Regions from separate parts of the Mus musculus genome. Here region 2 is linked to region 1. Evidence: chromatin loops called from intact Hi-C (ENCODE). Cell type or tissue: heart. All regions are shown on one strand. Each heading gives the region's core, and the rest is flanking DNA. Links, peaks and the distances in the headings are about the cores only. Region 1 holds the start of Zfp65 (zinc finger protein 65). Region 2 holds the start of Zfp729a (zinc finger protein 729a).

Region 1 (11,430 bases), core at 1,859-9,858:
ACTTCAACACACCACTTTCACCAATGGACAGATCATGGAAACAGAAACTAAACAGGACACAGTGAAACTAACAGAAGTTATGAAACAAATGGATCTGACAGATATCTACGGAACATTTTATCCTAAAACAAAATATACCTTCTTCTCAGCACCTCATGATACCTTCTCCAAAATTGACCACATAATTGGTCACAAAACAAGCCTCAACATATACAAAAATATTGAAATTGTCCCATGCATCCTATCAGATCACCATGGACTAAGGCTGATCTTCAATAACAAAATAAATAATAGAAAGCCAACATTCACGTGGAAACTGAACAACACTCTTCTCAATGATACCTTGGTTAAGGAAGGAATAAAGAAAGAAATTAAGGACTTTTTGGAGTTTAATGAAAATGAAGCCACAACATACCCAAACTTATGGGACACAATGAAAGCATTTCTAAGAGGGAAACTCATAGCTCTGAGTGCCTCTAAAAAGAAACTGGAGAGAGCACACACTAGCAGATTGACAACACATCTAAAAGCTCTAGAAAAAAAGGAAGAAAATTCACCCAAGAGGAGTAGACAGCAGGAAATAATCAAACTCAGGGGCGAAATCAACCAAGTGGAAACAAGAAGAACTATTCAAAGAATCAACCAATTGAGGAGTTGGTTCTTTGAGAAAATCAACAAGATAGATAAACCCTTAGCCAGACTCACTAGAGTGCACAGGGAAAGCATTCTAATTAACAAAATCAGAAATGAAAAGGGAGACATAACAACAGATCCTGAAGAAATCCAAAACACCATCAGATCCTTCTACAAAAGGCTATACTCAACAAAACTGGAAAACCTGGATGAAATGGACAAATTTCTAGACAGATACCCAGGTACCAAAGTTAAATCAGGATCAAGTTAACGATCTAAACAGTCCCATATTCCCTAAAGAAATAGAAGCAGTTATTAATAGTCTCCCAGCCAAAAAAAGCCCAGGACGAGACGGGTTTAGTGCAGAGTTCTATAAGACCTTCAAAGAAAAAAAAAGAAAAAAAGAAATTAGGGAAACAACACCCTTCTCAATAGTCACAAATAATATAAAATATCTTGGCGTGACTCTAACTAAGGAAGTGAAAGATCTGTATGATAAGAACTTCAAGTCTCTGAAGAAAGAAATTAAAGAAGATCTCAGAAGATGGAAAGATCTCCCATGCTCATGGATTGGCAGGATCAATATAGTCAAAATGGCTATCTTGCCAAAAGCAATCTACAGATTCAATGCAATCCCCATCAAAATTCCAACTCAATTCTTCAACGAATTAGAAAGGGCAATCTGCAAATTCATCTGGAATAAAAAAAACCTAGGATAGCAAAAACTCTTCTCAAGGATAAAAGAACCTCTGGTGGAATCACCATTCCTGACCTAAAGCTGTACTACAGAGCAATTGTGATAAAAACTGCATGATACTGGTATAGCGACAGACAAGTAGACCAATGGAACAGAATTGAAGACCCTGAGATGAACCCACAAACCTATGGCCACTTTTATCTTTGACAAGGGAGCTAAAACCATCCAGTAGAAAAAAGACAGCATTTTCAACAAATGGTGCTGCATAACTGGAGGTTATCATGTAGAAGAATGCGAATTGATCCATTCTTATCTCCTCATACTAAGGTCAAATCTAAGTGGATCAAGGAACTCCACATATAACCAGAGACACTAAAACTTATAGAGGAGAAAGTAGGGAAAAACCTCGAAGATATGGGTACAGGGGAAAAATTCCTGAATAGAACAGCAATGGCTTGTGCTGTAAGATCGAGAATTGACAGATGGGACCTCATAAAGTTGCAAAGCTTCTGCAAAGCAAAAGACACTGTCAGTAAGACAAAAAGACCACCAACAGATTGGGAAAGGATCTTTACCTATCCTAAATCAGATAGGGGACTAATATCCAATATATATAAATAACTCAAGAAGGTGGACTTCAGAAAATCAAATAACCCCATTAAAAAATGGGGCTCAGAACTGCACAAAGAATTCTCACCTGAGGAATACTGAATGGCAGAGAAGCACCTGAAAAAATGTTCAACATCCTTAATCATCAGGGAAATGCAAATCAAAACAACCCTGAGATTCCATCTCACACCAGTCAGAATGGCTAAGATCAAAACTTCAGGTGACAGCAGATGCTGGCAAGGATGTGGAGAAAGAGGAACACTCCTCCATTGTTGGTGGGATTGCAAGCTTGTACAACCACTCTGGAAATCAGTCTGGCGGTTCCTCAGAAAAATGGACATAGTACTACCTGAGGATACAGCAATACCTCTTCTGGGCATATATACAGAAGATGTTCTAACTGGTAAGAAGGACACATACTCCACTATGTTCATAGCAGCCTTATTTATAATAGCCAGAAGACTGAAAGAACACAGATGCCCCTCAACAGAGGAATGGATAAAAAAAAAAATGTGGTACATTTACACAATTTTGGGATAGCTATTAAAAAGAATGAATTTAAAAAATTCCTAGGCAAATGGATGGACCTGGAGGGCATCATCCTGAGTGAGGTAACACAATCACAAAGGAACTCACACAATATGTACTCACTGATAAGTGGATATTATCCCAGAAACTTAGGATACCCAAGATATAAGATACAATTTGCTAAACGCATGAAACTCAAGAACAAAGACCAAAGTGTGGACACTGTGCCCCTTCTTAGAATTGGGAACAAAACACCCATCGAAGGAGTTACAGAGGCAAAGTTTGAAGCTGTGACGAAAGGATGGACCATCTAGAGACTGCCATATCCAGGGATTCATCCCATAATCAGCTTCCAAACGCTGACACCATTGCATACACTAGCAAGATTTTGATGAAAGGACACAGATATAGCTGTCTCTTGTGAGACTATGCCAGGGCCTAGCAAACACAGAAGTGGATGCTCACAGTCAGCTATTGGATGGATCACAGGGCCCCCAATGGAGGAACTAGAGAAAGTACCCAAGGAGGTAAAGGGCTCTGCAACCCTATAGGTGGAACAACATTATGAACTAACCAGTACCCTGGAGCTCTTGACTCTAGCTGCATACATATCAAAAGATGGCCTAGTCGGCTATCACTGGAAAGAGAGGACCATTGGACTTGCGCACTTTATATGCCCCAGTACAGGAGAATGCCAGGGCCAAAAATTGGGAGTGGGTGGGTATGGGAGTGGGTGGGAGGGTATGGGGGACTTTTGGGATAGCATTGGAAATGTAAATGAGGAAAATACCTAAGAAAAAATATTAAAAAAAAAAAGGAAAGCAGAAAGAAAAGTGTCCTTGTACTCACTGACATATATATTTTAAAGGTAGAAAATGACAAAAAAGCCTGTGCTTCTCGGGTGTATTCCTTTCTTCTTTTGATGACCATCAAAATCAGTACAAATGAGGTTTCTGCATTTTTTTTTTCATGGCCTCTTGACATGCACACAGCCGAGACCAGGAACTGAATGACATCACCCAACACAGGACCCTTCAGAGTTTCCCAGAATGACCTGTCTAACATGACAGGGTTCCTGCCTGAGTCTGTTAAAATCAGTGAGTCGATCATTTATACCATCACTCACAGTAACATTAGGATGAAATGAAAAGAGCCTGGAGGAAAAGGGCAGGACTGCAAGCATAGGAGACTGGACTCCTCCCTGAGGAAGAGGAAGGAAACCCACCTTGACAGATTACTGCCTGGATGGCGGAGATACCACATGTGACAGACAGTAGTAGATGCAGTTGTCATTTTCCATTGGCAGAGTCAGATGTTCTGAAAACTTTCAGGTAAAGTCAGACAGCCCCATGGGGTCAGGACAGAAAATAACAGAGAACAGTCAGAACACAAAGAAAGCTAACATTCTCTGCTAGTCAAGCAAGGCAGAGAGAATGCCCCACCCTAACCGCTTGCACAGTAAATGTAAGCAAGATCCTGATCTTCAACACAAGTCATTAACAAAAAGATGCTAGTGAACTATTAGATTGGTAAGGTTTTGGGATTAGGAAGATATCGAGTGGATGGATTCCTGTCAGGTCACTGGTGCTCAGAACTGAGAGCAATAGAAGTAATTACTACACCCAATACAGTATGTTTTAAAAGTCTTTTAAAAACAAGTTGTCTCATGTAGCTTAGGCTAACTTGAATTGGCTATGAAGGAGAGGATGACTTTGAACTCTAGGATTCCTGACTCCTCCCCAAAACACAGAGATGAATCACACAATAGGCTTTAGCTCACTTTTCTATCATGGGGCTGATTAATACAAAATATACGACTATTTGGAGCCTGTAAGGTTATATATGAGCACCCTGCTGTACCCTCTCTATGTTGTAAGGAATGTGTTTTGGTGTACAAGGTAGCATGTGATTCCTGACTTCATATACTGTTATATTTTTCCTACCGATTAGCATATTAACTAGGAAATGTTTATTTATTCTAGATATGGTTGCAAACTCATTGAAAATTCCAGTAGCTAGGTCAAGGTGGTCTGAAGCCTATGCTTCCTGACTGTAGACTTGAATGCTGTAAGTCAGGCTCCAGCTCTGGCTCACAAACACTTGGTTTGACTGAAGAGTGATAATATAAGCAAGATCCCCTGAGATAGGGGGAGGGGCTGTGGAGGAGAAATCCTGAACCTCCCCCCCCCACACACACACAAATACCTATGTGTATTCTGTGAATGCAAAACTCTTGTAAGGAGTCTGTGTGTGCAGAGTCTGATGGCCCACGTGGAAGTTCACCGAGGGGCAGAGCCTGGAATTCTGCAGGTTCAGGGTTAGCTGTCTTACCTTGGGCTGGTTTTACCTTCATGGATAGTCAGTCCTTGCCTCACTCTGTAGTGGGCCACACAGCTTGTGACAATAGATAAAAACCTCCCAGAATCCACTGACTAGGCAGAACATGAGCTTCTATCAATCCAAAAGCTAAAATCTCATCAGATGGTATCTTAGACATTGAAAATATCTCCAATGTCTCAGAGTGCATGCCTATTTCAGACTCAAACCAATGTATTTTAAACTTTCCTTGGTCAATGACATTATTTGTTCTGTACAATCATGAAACTGATTCAATGTTGGAATATGAAATTTGGTTTAAATTAAATCTATGTTCTCAGATCATGGCTACTCAAATAGCTCTGGACTAATCTATTCTCTTAACCCTTCAAGAGGAGAACTGTGCATTTTTGCATGAACATAAACCTACTATGTGTAAATCATAAGACCCCAAGTATTTATTTATTTATTTACTTATGTATTTATGTATATAAGCATTCTTTTGCTGACATACCAGAAGAGAACATCAGATTCAATTAGAGATGGTCAGGAGCCACGAAGTGGTTGCTGGGAATTAAACTCATGACCTCTGGAAGAACAGCCAGTGCTCTTAACCACTGAGCCATCTCTCCAGTCCAATCTTACAGCTTTTCAAATACAGTTGAAAAACTTGGAGAATTCTTTCTAAAACTATTAACGGTGTGTCAGTAAACCTGAATGTCATATTGAGGGACAAAGGAAAATTTAAGAGAGTTCAGACAATGCTGATAACGTGAACACAAAGAAGAAAAGCACGTGAAGAGACAACAATGTACAGAGTCTGGCAGATTAGAGAGCAATGTACAGATCGTGACAGAGTAGAGAGCAATGTACAGAGCCTGGCAGATTACAGATGAACAGAGCCATTTCCCCCTTCCCTTTCAGACTTTCCAGCCCCACCCTGCCATTTCTCATCACACCAAGTCATCTCTCACATCTGAAAAGGAGTCCAAATTTTGGACACAACACATACTCAGAACTGTTGAGGTATTATTGTCTAGTGATTTTTAATCTTTAGTGTAAAATCCTATTTATTTGGATTGTGCAAACACTGGTTTATACCAACTACAAGATTATTTTGTGCTTTTATAGTCAGGTATTGTCGCATTCAGGTCACAAAGGTGTCTATTAGAAAATCTTATTTGAATCAGGGCATCCACGAGTCGAACAATTCATTCCAAAGGAACAGGAACTAACATCCCACACAACAGTTTGCCCTCCCTCACAGGATTCTTGCTCCTTGGACACTAGGAACTTTAGGAAGCTTTTTGAGCTCAAACTAGGAGTAGTCTCCAGGACATAACCTACAGAGGGTGCTGGATGTCCAAGTGCTCTGTATGCCCTGAGAATCTGACTACGGTCACGTGAGAACGGGCCAGCTAGGTAATGATGAGCGCGCTCCCGTTAGCATCTCAGGCAGAGGCAGTCAGCAGACCCAGCCTGCCCTTGCCATCCTGTTGTTTTCAACCGTATCCCCTTCAAACCCGTGCCCAGACACAGCGGTCCGCCTCGGTCAGCATAGCACCTCCAGGTCAGCAGCTTCTTGCCTCACAAAAAGCATGAGCCAGCTCCCTCCGTGCCCTACCTGCCACCCTGCACAGCCCCTTATACCTGAAAAGTGGCGCTGCTCCCTGCACTAACCTCCATCTCAGAAATCTAGATGCAGCTTTGAGTAGGACAACTGCATACATTTGAGGAGTGAAGTTTGAAGAAAGAATAAGGAAGCACGAGTCCGAGGGCCCTTTCTGATGACGTCACTGGGGACGGGACTACACTTCCCACAAGTCAGTTGGAAGGACTTACAGGGACCCACAGAAGAGGTCTTGTGCAGCTGGCCATGCAGCCCAGCTCTGGGCAGCTGAAGTTGGAAAGAACCAGGCTGCAGCATGTGGGCAGCCACAGGGAAATTGGGCTTTTAAAAAAGTCTTTGGTCACAGCACGCGATGTTAGCCTGTGAGCTGAGCTTTTCACAGTAATGTTTATCACATTTCCTTGTTATCTCTGCTAAAACATTGTGAGTTTAAACCTCGGATCTTTTTTGTTTCTTTGTTTGTTTGTATTTGGTTTTTTAAAAGCACATCTCTACTTATTAGAATCTTACTAAGGAGTGGAAAATTCATGATTTCATGGTTTTCTTAAAATATGAAAAAGGAAGATAATGTAATAATGTAAGAGTGGGCATTATCTCTTTAAGATGCCATCGAAACCATCCCAGGTGTATAAGACTGAATTAGAAATCAAAGTGAGTCACCACCAAGTGTTTTCTGAGCACTTGCTTTCCTCCTGTGAATCTCTCGCAAGAGGAGGGGCACAGCTCCTAGGATCACAATGGTGTGTGTACTGGCTCTTCGATTTCCCTCTGTGTTTGGTTTGATGTTCCTTATTGATTTTCCTGTCTCCACTGATCCTGTCATCATTCACATTTGATAATACTTGAACATTACTGGTAGCTGCCTTGCACTTCCCTCACTTCTCCTAAACAGAACACTGAGATAGTTCCTCCTGGAATACACCAGGCAACATACCATCAATTTTTAAAATAACTGATGAAATGTGGAAGGCCTTACCACATTCTTCACACTTGTATGGTTTCTCTCCTGTATGAATTCGCTTGTGTTCCAAAAGTATTGATGGAAAGTGGAAGGCCTTTCCACATACTTCACACTTGTATGGTTTCTCTTCTCAATGAATCTTTTTATGTCTGGAAAGTCTTGATGGATGTTGGAAGGCCTTGCCACATATATCACACTTGTAGAGATTCTCTCCTTTATGAATTATCTTGTGTTTAGAAAGTAATAATGGAATGCAGAAGGCCTTGCCACAAACTTCACATTTGTAAGGTTTTTCTCCTGTATGAATTCTGTTCTCTTCAGAACTTAATGATGGAATATGTGAGGACTTGGCACATTCTTCACTCTGTAGGGATTCATTCCTAAATCAAGCATCTGGCGATTTTGGCCACCAGCCCAGATATAGCACCTCGCATGTCAGGCTGTGCCATGTTCCATCAGTCACTAGGAAAATGTTATATAGGCTAATACACAGTCTGATCTTAGAGAGGTATTTCCTAAATTGATATTTCCATACTCTCATAAGTAAAGTTTGTTTCAAGTGTACAATAATCTAGCCAGAACAATAAAAAATAAATTGTAATCTTCTGAAAAAATATATACTTTAGTGTCCCCTGCTAGTATTATACTACAGCACACATTATGCATATTTCTCACAGTAGAGAGCCATTGTGACGGAGAAGGTACTTCTCAAACCAATATGCACTATCACAATGACAAATCCATTGAAAATGCAGATCTGATGAGAACCTCTGGGCTGAGGTCAGCATCCTGAGCATGTACATAGAGATGCAAATGACAGCGTACCAAGGGTCTGAGTTTGAGCAGCCAATGGGTAGATATATGAAGAGCTCGTAGACAATATAATCACAGTATATTAACAAGGTATGAATAGGAAATTTAGCAATAAGTGGAGTCACTGTGGGAATCTACACAGACCCAAGACTGTCTCAGAGGCTCCACAAAAGGACAATGGGAACTTTAGTTTTCTGTCTTCAGCCAGGAGTGGACTTCGCCAGGCAAATCTGACACAGGATACAGTGCCATGAAGGAGTCAATGTTGCAGTTATAGGGGGATCCAACACTTCTCCTGCAACTGGGGATATCTGCCCTAAGGCAGCTGTTTCTGAGGTACCCTGTGCTCTCATTACCATCCGTGTGTGATTCATCTCTGCATGGACTCCTAGAGTAGCACCCACTTCCTCATTCCCAAGCCTCTCACCTGTGTCTCTAAAAGGTTCAAGCCAGGTTTCTCCACTATGTTCCCAGGAGAGTCGCTGCCCGTCTCTGTGTGTACTAACAAGCATCCTCATCTGTTGTTATCAGCCTCTTTCCTGCCTTTCCTCTCTTTGTTCTGTGCTCACAAATCTAACATCATCCATGTTTTCACTAATGACCATATTGCGTGCTGTAACATCACTGAATAATATCACAAATTAAGCAGTGAATTGAGGAGCAAAACAGAGAGAAACTGTACCGCAATTCCCTAAGTCTTTTACTTTTATGATGTCACTAAAAACTCATTCAAACTAAAGACATGCACTTGTAACCACATTAAGATGACCTCAAAATTACCAAAAAGAAGAATATAAAGAAAAATAATGTATTTGGGTTAAGGAATATAGAGCTGTTTCATAATGGAAAAAAATAAAGGAAGCTGTTTTAAGTCAGACACACAAAACTAATAAAACAACAATCACTTTTGCAGCATGTGGCTGACTGGTGGTCATGCCTGTATTTTTTTCCTAAAAACCATATGACTAGATTTCATTAAAAAAAAAAACAACAACAACAACAATATAAAAGATCATGCTGGCATTTGCCCTTAGTATACTACAAGATATCATAAGATAGAAAGGTTCCCTATGCACAAGGGTAAGTACGCTTAACAATGAAAATGGCCGTCTTAGCAAAATCAACCTACAAATTCAATGCACTTCTCACCAAAATTCCCACGTAATTCTTTACAGATCTTTAAAGAACAATTCTCAATTTGATAATTATATATATATATATATATATATATATATATATATATATATATAAAGGCCCATGTTGCTGTACCATCAATACATTGTAAGGAATGTGTTTTGATGTACAAGGCAGGATTCTGACTTCACATACTCCTATATTTTTCCTAAAGATTAGCAACATTAACTAGGAAATGTCTATTAATCTAGATAGGGTTGCAAACTCATTGAAAATCCCAGTAGATAGGACGGAGTTGTCTGAAGCCCATACTTCCTTAGAGTCAGCTTCAATGCCATGAGCCAGGCTCACTAATTCTTGATTTGACTGAAGAGTGACAATATAAGCAAGATCACCTGAGATAGGGGGAGGGGCTGTGGAGGAGAAACCCTGAAAAAGCAAACACAAAAACAAAAAAAAAAAATGAGTGTCTGACTGTGAATGCAAAACTCTTGTAAGGGGTCTGTGTGTGCAGAGACTGGTGGCCCATGTGGAAGTTCACGGAGGGGCAGAGCCTGGAATTCTGCAGGTTCAGGGTTGGCTGCCTTACCTTGGGCTGGTTTTCTCTTCAAGGGCAGTCATTACCTTACTCTGTAGTGGACCACACAGCTTGTGACAATAGTTTAAAAGAAACTCCCAGAATCCACTGACTAGGCAGAACATGAGCTTCTATCAGTCCAAAAGCTAAAATCTCATCAAATGGTATCTTTGGTGAATAGAACATCTCCCATGTCTCACAGTACATACCTCTATCAGACTCACATCAATGTATTTTAAAATTTACTTGGCTAATGACATTATTTGTTCTGTAAAACCATGAAACTGCTTCCAAGTTGGAGTATGGAATTTTCACTAAACTAAATCTGTCTTCTCAGATCATGGCCAATTAAATGGCTCTGGGCTAAACTATTCTCTTAACCCTTCAAGAGGAGAACTGTGCATTTTGCATGAACAGGAACCTACTATGTGTAAACCTTAAGACCCCCAAGTGTGCTACAGCTTTTGAAATTTATCTTACAGTCTCTCAAAGACAGTACAAAAACTTGGGGAATCCTTTCTAGAACTATCCAGGAAGCATCAGTAAACCAGAAAGCCACATTGAGGGACAGAGTACTTTTAGAAGAGATTAGTCACTGCTGATAATGTGAACAGACAGAAGTAAATCATGTGGTAAGAGAACAATGTTCAGAGCCTGGCCTATTAGCAGAGATATTTTCTCCCTTCCCTTTCAGGCATTCCAGCCCCTCCCTGCGATCTTTCTCTCATCACACAAGTGTACTATCCTATCAGAAATGCAGTCCAAATTTTGAAAAAATAAATATACTCAGATAGTATTATTGGGGCACTGCTGTCTAGTGATTTTAAGCTTAAGTGTAAAATCCATAATTATTTGGATTGTGCCAACATAAGTTCAAAACAATTCCAAGATTATTCTGTAGCTACATAGCCTTGTATTGTGACGACTCAGGTCACAGAGGTGTACATTAGGAATTCCTACTCAACCCGAGGCATCCATAAATCTAACAATTCATTCCAAAAGAAAAGAAACTAACATCCCACACAACAGTCGCCCTCACAAGACTCTCTGTCCCTGGAACTTCCGGAAGTTCTGTAAGTGCTGGGACTCAGACTACAATCACATGAGTAAGGGTCAGCTAGGCAGAGCAAAGTAGAATGCTCCCTTCAGCATCTCCGCACAGGCAGTCAGCAGACCCAGCCTGCCCTTGCCATCCCCTTGTCTCTAACATTCTTCCCGGCCAATCCTGCTCCTAGGGGCAGTGGCCCATCCTAGGTCAACACAGTACCTCCAGGTCGGCGGCCCCCTCGCCCCCCGCCCCCCCCCCCCCCCCGTCTCCCAACCAGCCTGAGCCAGCTCCCTCCGCGCCTGACCCGCCATCCTGCACAGTCCCTCAGATCTGTACGACCGCACTGCTCCCTGCACCAACCTCCATGTCAGGGATCCAAACCCAAGACACTCGATTAACTTTGGGGAGAAGCAAGGTTTAAGAACGAATCCGGAAGTTTGGTACCAACGGCCCCTTCTGGAGTCGTCATAATTGTTGGGACTAC
Region 2 (11,430 bases), core at 2,146-10,145, 87 kb before region 1:
AAGCAGTGCCAGTTTTGGGGCTTGGGGTCTTTCACCTTCGCTATCAAGCTCTTCCAATAAATGTGTGCAGAAGAATCCTGTTGTGGCGTCTTCCTTGCTGGCGAGTAGGGCGTCCACACAAAATCAACTCAAAAAAAAAACAAAAAACAAAAAACAAAATTGCTGGGCATGGTGCGCATGCCTTTAATCCCAGCACTTGGGAGGCAGAGACAGGCAAATTTCTGAGTTCGAGGCCAGCCTGGTCTACAGAGTGAGTTCCAGGACAGCCAGGGCTACACAGAAAAACCCTGTCTTGAAAAATTAAAAAAAAAAAACAAAAAACAATCAGTAGCCCTCCTTTATAGAAACCATAAACAGGCTAAAAAGAAATCAGGGAAATAATACTCTTCACAATATCCACAAATAATATAAAATATCTTGGTGTAATTCTAACAAATCAAGTGAAAGACCTGTATGACAAGACCTTCACGTCTCTGAAGAATGAATGTGAAGGAAATATCATAAGATAGAAAGATTTCTCATGCATAAGGGTAAGTAGGATTAACACAGTGAAAATGGCCATCTCATCAAAAGGAATCTACAGATTCAATGCACTTCTCATCAAAATTCCCATACAATTCTTTACAGACTTTGAAAGAACAATTCTCAACTTCATATTTAAAAAGAACAAAAAAACAAAAAACCACCAGGATAGATAAAACAGTTCTGTACAATAAAAGAACTCCCACGGGTATCATAATCACTGATTTCAAGCAGAACTACAGAGAAAGAGTAATTAAAGAAACCTGTATGGTATTGGTATAGAAACACACAGATTGACCAAGGGAATTGATCAGAAGACCCTGAAATAACCTACACACCTCTGGACACGTAAATTTTGACAAAGAAGCCAAAACCATACATTGGAAGAGAGAAAGCATCTTCAAAAAATGGTGGCAATCTAACTGTATGTCTGCATGTAGAAGAACGCAAATAGATTCATATTCATCTCTCTGCACAAAACTCAAGTCCTAGTAGATCAAAAAACCTCAACATAAAATCAGATACACAGGCTGGAGATATGGCTCAGCAGTTAAGTGCACTGACTGCTGTTTTAGAGGTCCTGAGTTCACTTCCCAGCAACCACATGGTGGCTCACAACCATCTGTAATGGGATCTGATGCACTTTTCTAGTGTGTGTCTGAAGACACCTGCAATGCACTCATATCAATAAAAAATAAATCTTTAAAAAAACAAACCAACAGATACTCTAAATCTAATAGAAGAGAAAGTGGGGAGTAGCCTTGAATGCATTGGTATAGGAACAACTTCCTGAAGAGAACACCAATAACTAAGGCACTAAAATAAACAATTAATGAGTGGGATCTCATGCAACTGGAAACCTTCTGTAAAGCAAAGGACACTGTCATAATGGCAGCCTCCAGAATGGGAAGATTTTCAGCAACCCTAAATCCCACAGTGGGCTGATATCCAATTATATATATATATATATATATATATATATTAAAAAAAACTCAAGAAGTTGGACACCAGCAAACTAAATAACCCAGTTAAAAAATGGGTACAGAGCTAAGCAGAGAATTCTCAGTAGAGGAATCTCTAATGGCTGAGAAACACGTTAAAAAGTTTCTTTGGTCATCAGGGAAATGCAAATCAAAGTGACTCTGAGATTCTACCTTACACCCACAGCACATGCAGGCAAGGATATAGGTAGGGCAATGGAAACACTCCTTGCTTGCTGGTGGGAATGCTAAGTTATATAATCACTATGGAAATCAATGTGGTGGTTTCTCAGAATAATGGGGATAGTTTTACCTCAAGTCTCAGAGAGATCACTCTTGGGCATATACCCAAAAGATGTTCTACCATACCACAAGGACACTTGCTCAACTACATTTGTAGCAGCTTTATTCATAACAGCCAGAAACTGGAAACAACACAGATATCCCTAAGGGACAAATGGATAAGGAAATTGTTATTCATTTACACAGCAGACTATTACTCAGCTATTAAAAACAAGGATATCATGAAGTTTATAGGCAAATTGGTGTAACAAGAAAACTTAGACTTTTTTCAAAACTTACTTTAAGTAGAGTTCTCAAATGCTTCAACCTTCCTTCTAGCCCACATACCAGTGGTAGGGGACAAAAAAGATAAATAGAAAACAGGGTTTGTGGCCCTATTTAGAAGTAGTTCCTTGGGGTAGTTCCCATCTTTGTTGTCAGGATATCAGCAATTGTACTTGCTAGTTTTGTGTCAACTTAACACAGCTGGAGTCATCACAGAAAAAGGAGCTTCAGTTGAGGAAATGCCTCCATGAGATCCAACTGTAAGGCATTTTCTCAATTAGTGATCAAGAGGGAAAGGCCCCTTGTGGGTGGGACCATCTCTGGGCTGGTAGTCTTGGGTTCTATAAGAGAACAGGCTGAGCAAGCCAGGGGAAGTAAGCCAGTAAGGCAGTAAAGTCCATGGTTTCTACATCAGCTGCTGCACCCTGACCTGCTTGAGTTTCAATCCTGACTTCGTGATGAACAGCAGTATGGAAGTGTAAGCCGAATAAACCCCTTCCTCCCCAACTTGGTTCTTGGTCATGATGTTTGTGCAGGAATAGAAACCCCAACTAAGACAGCAGTACAATCCAATTACAAAACATCAAGCATGAATCAGGACACATGGCAAGATCCAACAGAAAGCACAAGGAACCACTGAATTCATATGAATCAGTAGAAGCAGCCAAAATCCCACAGAAGTTCTTTGGTGCATTTCTCTCTATGTAGTGAAGACCAGCAGAGCTTTGCAGGTCCTATCAATGCAGAAGCACCCTCTCACTGTGTGTGGGGTTCTATTTATCTTCTTTCTAAATATCACCCACCTTCTCAAGCATCTGCTCTCAGCAAAACATCACATGCCCTCTGACGAGACAGCTTCCAGCAAAACATTACATGACACAACTGAATTTAAAGAAACTAGAAACTTGCACTTCATCTTCCTGAGTGACATAGTCCAGAACCAAAAAGATATGCATAATATATACTCACTTATAAGTGGATATTAGCTACAAAGATACCCTAGAGACAATCCACAGATCCAGACACACTAAATAAAAAGGAGGGCCCAATGGAGTTTGCTTGATTCTCACTCAGAATGGAATTAGTCATCAGAAGTAGATGGAGAGGAAGGGGATTGGGAAGGATATGGGGATGAAGGATCAGGTGTAGGGAAAGCCTGGGAGAGAGGGGCCAAAAGAATGAGTAAAATTTGGTGGTGGGCCAGGTTGAGGAAGGGGATCATTTATGTGATATGCTGGAGATCTGGGATGGGAGAGGCTCCTGTGAGCCTATAGGGGTGACACTAGTTGAGACTCCTAACATTAGGGAAGATGCAACCTAAAATGGTTACCTCCTGTAGCCAGGCAGTACTCCCAGGGGAGAGATGAGGATGCCAAACCTTCAGCTCAAAATGTGTCCTGCCTACAAAAAGTGCATGGACAAAGATGGAAAAGAGACTGAGGAAATAGCCAACTAATGATGGGCCCAACGTGGACAGTTTCCATGGATAAGAACTTTCACTGATACTCTGTTAGGCTTGCAGACAAGCCTGGTTTAACTGTCGTCTGAGAGGACCCATCCAGCGACTCTCTGAAACAGATGCAGAGACCTACAGTCAAACATTATTAGCCAGAGCTGAGGGAATATTGTAGAAGAGTTGGGGAAAGGATTGTGGGATTGGGAGAGGGTAGGGACTCCACAAAAGACCAACGGAGTCAACTACTAACCTGGACCCTTGTGGGTTTCCAGAGAGGGAACCACCAAGCACAGAGCATACATGGACTAGACCCACAGCTCACCTCCACACATATGTAGCACAAAGGCCGCTTGGCCTTCATATGGATCTCCCAAAGCCTGAAGTGGAGGTTATCCCTGACCCTGTTTCCTGACAGTGGAGCCTGAGTCGCGATCTGGGCTGCCTCACCTAGCTTCATTGGAAAGGTATGTGTCTACTCCTCCAGTGACTACATGTGCCAGTAGGGGTTGGTCGGGGAGGAAGGAAGTGGTGCATGGGGAGAGGGGCAATGGGAGGGGGTCCTGGGAGAAGACTGGGCGGGGGGGCTGTGATTGGGATGAAAAGTAGCTAAATACACAAATGAATGGACAAGAAAGAAGAAAGAAAAGTGTCCTTGAACTCACTGACAGACATATTTTAAAGGCAGAAAATGACATCAACCTGTGCTTCTCGGGTGTATTCCTTTCTTCTTTTGATGCCCATCAAAATCAGTACAAATGAGGTTTCTGCATTCTTTTCATGGCCACTTGACATGCACACAGCCCAGACCAGAAACTGAATGACATCACCCAACACAGGACCCTTCAGAGTTTCCCAGAACGACCTGTCTAACATAACAAGGTTGCTGCCTGAGTCTGTTAAAATGAGTGAGTCGATTATTCATACCATCGCTCACAGTATTAGAATGAAATGAAAAGAGCCTCGAGGAAAAGGGCAGGACTGCAAGCATAGGAGACTGGACTCCTCCCTGAGGAAGAGGAAGGAAACCCACCTTGACAGATTACTGCCTGGATGGCGGTGATACCACATGTGACAGACAGTGGTAGATGCAGTTGTCATTTTCCATTGGCAGAGTCAGATGTTCTGAAAACTTTCAGGTAAAGTCAGACAGCCCATGGGGTCAGGACAGAAAATAATAGAGAATAGTCAGAGTACAAAGAAAGGCTAACATTCCCTGCTAGTCAAGCAAGGCAGAGAGAATGCCCCCCACCCTAACTGCTTGCACAGTAAATGTAAGCAAGATCCTGATCTTCAACACAAGTCATTAACAAAAGGATGCTAGCAAAATACTAGATTGGTAAGGTTTTAGGATTAGGAAGATATCAAGTGGATGGATTCTAGTTAGGTCACTGGTGCTCAGAACTGAGAGCAACAGAAGTAATTACTACACCCAATACAGTATGCTTTAAAAGTCTTTTAAATCAAGGGGTCTCAAGTAGCTTAGGCTCCCCTGAGTTGGCTATGAAGGAAAGGATGACTTTGAACTCCAGGATTCCTGATTCCTCCCCCAAAACACAGAGATGAATGACACAATAGGCTTTAGCTCACTTGTCTATCATAGGGCTGATTAATAGAAAATATACGACTATTTGGTGTCTGTAAGTTTATATATGAGCACCCTGCTGTACCCTCTCTATGTTGTAATGAATGTGTTTTGGTGTACAAGGTAGCATGTGATTCCCGACTTCATATACTGTTATATTTTCCCTACCGATTAGCATCATTAACTAGGAAATGTTTATTTATTCTAGATGTGGTTGCAAACTCATTGAAAATTCCAGTAGCTAGGACAAGGTGGTCTGAAGCCCATGCTTCCTGACAGTAGACTTGAATGCTGTAAGTCAGGCTCCAGCTCTGGCTCACAAACACTTGGTTTGACTGAAGAGTGATAATATAAGCAAGATCCCCTGAGATAGGGGAGGGGCTGTGGAGGAGAAATCCTGAAAACAAAAAACAAAAACAAAAAACCAAACAGACAAAAAAACCTGTGTGTATTCTGTGAATGCAAAACTCTTGTAAGGAGTCTGTGGGTGCAGAGTCTGATGGCCCACGTGGAAGTTCACTGAGAGGCAGAGCCTGGAATTCTGCAGGTTTAGGGTTAGCTGTCTTACCTTGGGCTGGTTTTACCTTCAGGGTCAGTCCTTGCCTCACTCTGTAGTCGGCCACACAGCTTGTGACAATAGATAAAAACCTCCCAGAATCCACTGACTAGGCAGAACATGAGCTTCTATCAATCCAAAAGCTAAAATCTCATCAGATGGTATCTTAGACATTGAAAATATCTCCAATGTCTCATAGTGCATGCCTCTATCAGACTCACACCAATGTATTTCAAATTTTCCTTGGTCAATGACATTATTTGTTCTGTACAACCATGAAACTGGTTCCATGTTGGAGTATGGAATTTGGTTTAAACTAAATCTATGTTCTTAGATCATGGCTACTCAAATAGCTGTGGACTAAACAATTCTCTTAGCCCTTTAAGAGGAGAACTGTGCATTTTTACATGAACATAAACCTACTATGTGTAAATCATAAGACCCCAAGAGTGCCACGGCTTTTGAAATTTATATTACAACTTTTCAAAATATTTATTTATTTATTTATATGAGCATTCTTTTGCTGACATACCAGAAGAGAACATCAGATCCAATAATAGACGGTTGGGAGCCAACAAGTGGTTGCTGGAATTAAACTCAGGACCTTTGGAAGAATAGGCATGCTCTTAACCAATAAGCCATCTCTCCTTCCCTATCTTACAGCTTTTCAAATACAGTTGAAAAAATTGGAGAATTCTTTCTAAAACTATTAAGGGTGTGTCACTAAACCTGAATGTCACATTGAGGGACAAAAGAAAATTTAAAAGAGTTCAGACACTGCTGATAACGTGAACTCTAGGAAGAAAAGCACGTGAAGAGACAACAATGTACAGAGTCTGGCAGATTAGAAAGCAATGCACAGAGCCTGGCAGATGAGCAGAGGCATTTCCCCCTTCCCTTTCAGACTTTCCAGTGCCACCCTGTGATCTCTCATCACCCCAAGTCGTCTCTCACATCTGAAAAGGAGTCAAAATTTTGGACACAACACATACTCAGAACTGTTGAGGTATTATTGTCTAGTGATTTTTAATCTTTAGTGTAAAATCCTATTTATTTGGATTGTGCAAACACTGGTTCATACCAACTACAAGATTATTTTGTGGTTTTATAGCCATGTATTGTCGCATTCAGGTCACAAAGGTGTCTATCAGAAAATGTGATTTGAATCAGGGCATCCGTGAGTCTAACAATTCATTCCAAAGGAACAGGAACTAACATCCCACACAACAGTTTGCCCTCCCTCACAGGATTCTTGCTCCTTGGACACTAGGAACTTTAGGAAGCTGTTTGAGCTCAAACCAGGAGTAGTCTCCAGGACATAACATACAGAGGGCGCTACAAGTCCAAGTGCTCTGTATGCCCTGAGAATCTGACTACAGTCACGTGAGAACGGGTCAGCTAGGTAATGATGAGTGCGCTCCCGTCAGCATCTCGGGAACAGGCAGTCAGCAGACCCAGCCTGCCCTTGCCATCCTGTTGTTTTCAACCTTCTCCCCTTCAAACCCGTGCCCAGGCGCAGCGGCCCAGCTTAGGTCAGCACAGCATCTCCAGGTCAGCAGCTTCCTGCCTCTCAACAAGCCCGAGCCAGCTCCCTCCGTGCCCTACCTGCCACCCTGCACAGCCCCTCAGACCTGAAAGAAGGCGCTGGTCCCTGCACCGAACTCCATCTCAGAAATCCAGATGCAGCGCTGAGCAGGACAACTGCATACATTTGAGGAGTGAAGTTTGAAGGAAGAATAAGGAAGTTCGAGTCCGATGGCCCTTTCTAATGACGAAACAGGAACCAGGACTACACTTCCCACAAGTCAGTTGGAAGGACTTACAGGGACCCCACCTAAGATGTCTTGTGCATTGCCTGCCTTGCGGTCCAGCTGTGGGCAGCTGAAGTTGGAAAGAACTAAGCTGCAGCACATGGGCAGCCACAGGGAAAGTGGGCTTTTAAAAAAGTCTTTGGTTACAGCAAGCGATGTTAGCCTGTGAGCTGAGTTTCACAGTAATGTTTATCACATTTCCTTGTTATCTCTGCTAAAACATTGTGAGATTAAAGCTTCGATCTTTCTTTCTTTTTTTTTTTTCCCCTTGGTTTTTTAAAGCACAGATTTACTTATGGAATATTACTACCGAATGGAAAATTCATGCTTTCATTGTTTATTTAAAATATGAAAGCAGGAAGTTAATGTAGGAGTGGGCATTATCTCTTTAATATGCTATCAAAACCATCCCAGGTGCTGAAGACAGAATTAGAAATCAAACTGAGTCACCACGAAGTGTTTTCTGAGCACTTGCTTTCCTCCTCTGAATCTCTCCCAAGAGGAGGGGCAGAGCTCCTTGGATCACAATGGTGTGTGTACTGGCTCTTCAATTTCCCTCTGTGTTTGGTTTGATGTTCCTTATTGATTTTCCTGTCTCCACTGATCCTGTCATCATTCACATTTGATAATACTTGAACATTACTGGTAGCTGCCTTGCACTTCCCTCACTTCTCCTAAACAGAACACCGAGATAGTTCCTCCTGGAATTCAAAGGTATCAGAAATATGTTCATATCACTGTAAAATGAGGTCGATGTATTAAAGAAGTTAGACTGGAAACTTGGAGTATGGAGAATTCCCATCTTTTCGTGGGAAGGTTTATTCCTGTGTAGTTCATGCTTGAGTTAAAGCTACAAATGGCATTACAGAAAAGTCTTCATACTTCCCTGAGGCACAATAATTCAAAGCCAAGCTGTTTCAGAGCAGAGACTGTGCAAAATCCCATTCCAATTTTTCTTCTCTAGGGAGTGTGTTTGCCTAGGGATCAGAACAGATTCCTTAACTTAGAAAAACTAGAGTCAACAAGCAGTACATTCACCTGGACATTTGATTGGCATGTCTGTTTAGAATGAGGTCATGAGTGGTCTGTCATCCCCCTGATGGCTGTAGTGAAGGGCATTGCCAACAACCAGAAGGACTTAACATTTCTGAGCATAGTTAGTTTTCCAATATGTGTATGTGTTGAGGTTTGGTATGTTGCTATGTATTGTAATACTAAATTTTATATCTGAAGGTCTAAGCTTACCATGGACCTCTCACATTTAAAAGGTTCTGTTGTGCAAACCTTGTTCCTTGATTGAAAACTATTAGTTAAATCAAATTTGGTACAGCCTATTACTGGAAGGACTAGAAGTAGGTGGCTTTTGAGTTAGGTGGTATGGGGTGGAGAAGAGAGAGAAGGAAAAGAGGCCAGGAAAAGGAGGAAGAATGGGTGAAGAGGATGAGCTGCCATGGGGGGGGGGTGTACATGGCTGGGAGAAACATTAAGTATCTGAAGTACACCACTGGGAAGGTAGCCAAGAAAGCAGTTAGAGGAAGAGTAAATTAGGGGTTGAACCCCAGTACTTGTCAAAGCCAGATGAAATAACCTCGAGTCTGAACCTCTTTTACTTGTAAGCTAGTTAGGGATAAGCCCTTATGAAAGAAAACATTTAATTGGAACTGGCTTACATTTTCAGAGAGTCAGTTCAATATCATCATGGTAGAAAGCATGGTAAGGTTTAGGCAGAAATGAGAGGTCTACATTTTTATCTGCAGGCAGCAGAAGGGGGTCTGTCTTCTGCATACAGCAAGGAAGAGGCTCTGGGTCACACTGGCCAGACTCAACCACATATATGAGTTATCCAAACAACACCTCCTGACATGCTTCCTGTAGAAAGACTATACCTCAAATCAGGCCATACCTCCTAACAGTACAACTTCCCATGGACCAAGCATATTCAAACTATCAGTGTCTCCTTGTTATACAATAATCAAACCACTAAAGATTAGAATCAGTTCCTCAGGAAATAGACAAGATTATGTTTTCAATAAAAAGATATAGACTGTGATAACTCTAGCTTGTGTCAATTTGACACAAAATCAACCAGTCCGATGGCCATGTAATTCATTACCAGATTTGTGAAACCTTTCAGAAGCAAGGCTAATAAACCCTTTCCTCCCCAACTTGCTTCTTGGTCATGATGTTTGTGCAGGGATAGAAACCATGACTAAGATAATTTGGTACTAGGAATGGGGTATTCATTTGACAACCTGACTATGTTTTGGGGAGGACTGTGGAAAGATTTTGGAACTTTTCGCTAGAAGATCCATTTTGTGTTAAGTGCTCTGTGGTATGTTCTATAGGAGCTTGGAAAATAATGTTAAGAAGAGTGCAGAAGATGGAGGCCTGGCTTGTGAAATTTCAGAGGGAATATTAAAGACTCTTATCAGAAAAAAAAAGAAAAGAAAGAAAGAAAGAAAGCTGAGCAAGCCAGTGGAGGCAAGCCAATAAGAAACATCCCTCCATGGCCTCTGCATCAGCTCCTGCTTCTTGGCCTGCTTGAGTTCCAGTCCTCACTTCCTTTGGTGATGAACAGAAGTGTGGAGGTGTAAACTGAATAAACCCTTTCCTCCCCAACTTGTTTCTTGGTCAAGATGTTTGTGCAGGAATAGAAACCCTGACTAAGACAATTAGTTACCATTGTCTAAATAACAGTCTTTATTCAGAATCATCTGAAATAAGTTTTTATATGCAAAAGAAGTTTCTCTGCATATTGAGAACTATATTAAGAGGTTTAGAAAAATCTGATATAAACATGAGAGTTCTGATTTGACTTCTGACTCTGAATTATGTTACTTATGTTTTCTGATTTATAACCTGCTTCTCCTGATTTATTGCCATCTGTGTAAAAGGTAGGAGCTTTCGAAAATATTGTTCATCTCAATAACTGAGGAAGAATCCAATTAGTCTGTGTGTGTGTGTGTGTGGTTTGTTGTTGTTTTTGCTTTTGTGGGGTTTTTTTTGTTAATTTCTTCCCCCCCAAAATTATTGCAAGTTCCTTGCCAATCCTTATTGATTACCTATAATGTGATAACTTCAGCATTAGTGTAAGGCACTGCAATCTATGATGGGTTTATTCTTGGTAATTGATGAAGTGTTATTCTCCCTCTCATAATCAAATTAAAAAATTTTCTGTATATGTTTGTAACTTTTTGCTCTGTTTATGTGTTTGAAATATCTATTCTAATATATTATCTTTTCTATATATGAGAATTCCTGTGAGGGAATGAAAGAAGCCAAAAATAACACAATCTAGTTTGGGATTCAAGCAGTCATCCTATATCTCTTTTCTACCAGAGTCAATTATTTTTTAGATTCAGCAGATAATTTTCATGGAGTACTTAAGTTTGCATCACCTTGTAAAATTTGAAATAAATCCCCACCTCTTACATCCAATCCAATTGTGGGCCTTAGCTAATTGTTGTTTTAACAAAATCTCAATTGTTTGATTTTACCAATGAACACTTGGGAGTCAGATGCCAGGGCGAAAGCCTGATATCTCAGCGAGGCAGAGAAAGCACCTTGCTGACATTCTTTCTCAGCTGATTTATCTCAGAAGGAATCCTCTTTCTCTCATGCCTTTTTAAACAACCTCCTCCAAAAATAATGTCCCTCTTCCTATTTCCTATGTGTTTATCAATCAGTCCGTCCTCCTGTCTCTCTTACACTCTCTGCTCTTTCCTTAATAATCTTATGTTTGGTTCCTGTCAATTTGTTGCATCTGAAAGGAAATAAAACTGTAATTCATGTAATGTATGTTAAATAGCCCAAAGAGTTGTTTCTGAGCTTTGAAACCTGGGGCTGAGAACATAGCAGAACAGACCAGGACATGCCCGGGCAAGCCCATCGCCTCCCTAGCTCCCACCCCTCTGACCTAAGTTAAATGTTACAGGCTGCTGATGTTTAAATGGACC

What was found. A loop is a pair of places that touch in the nucleus more often than their neighbours do. Peaks named below come from ENCODE experiments on the same cell type or tissue, not always from the same donor. Only the 100,000 strongest peaks of a DNase experiment are listed, where the experiment ranks them.
Region 2: it touches region 1 in a loop (2.6-fold over the local background); 13 of 42 quality-filtered maps call a loop at or near these places.

The regions. Positions count from the first base shown.
Region 1 is chr13:67,717,755-67,729,184 of GRCm38, forward strand. It overlaps Zfp65 (zinc finger protein 65), which reads right to left and starts at 11,419. Exons shown (of 4, transcript NM_145622.2): 1 at 11,307-11,419. The coding sequence starts at 11,312. In heart, for the core only: no CTCF peak of the experiment used is centred there; a DNase peak (open chromatin) is centred at 6,587; H3K4me3 peaks cover 1,406 bases; H3K27ac peaks cover 939 bases.
Region 2 is chr13:67,630,353-67,641,782 of GRCm38, forward strand. Zfp729a (zinc finger protein 729a) reads right to left here and starts at 7,429. Exons shown (of 4, transcript NM_183146.4): 1 at 7,295-7,429. The coding sequence starts at 7,330. In heart, for the core only: a CTCF peak has its summit at 7,001; a DNase peak (open chromatin) is centred at 7,449; H3K4me3 peaks cover 1,135 bases; H3K27ac peaks cover 874 bases.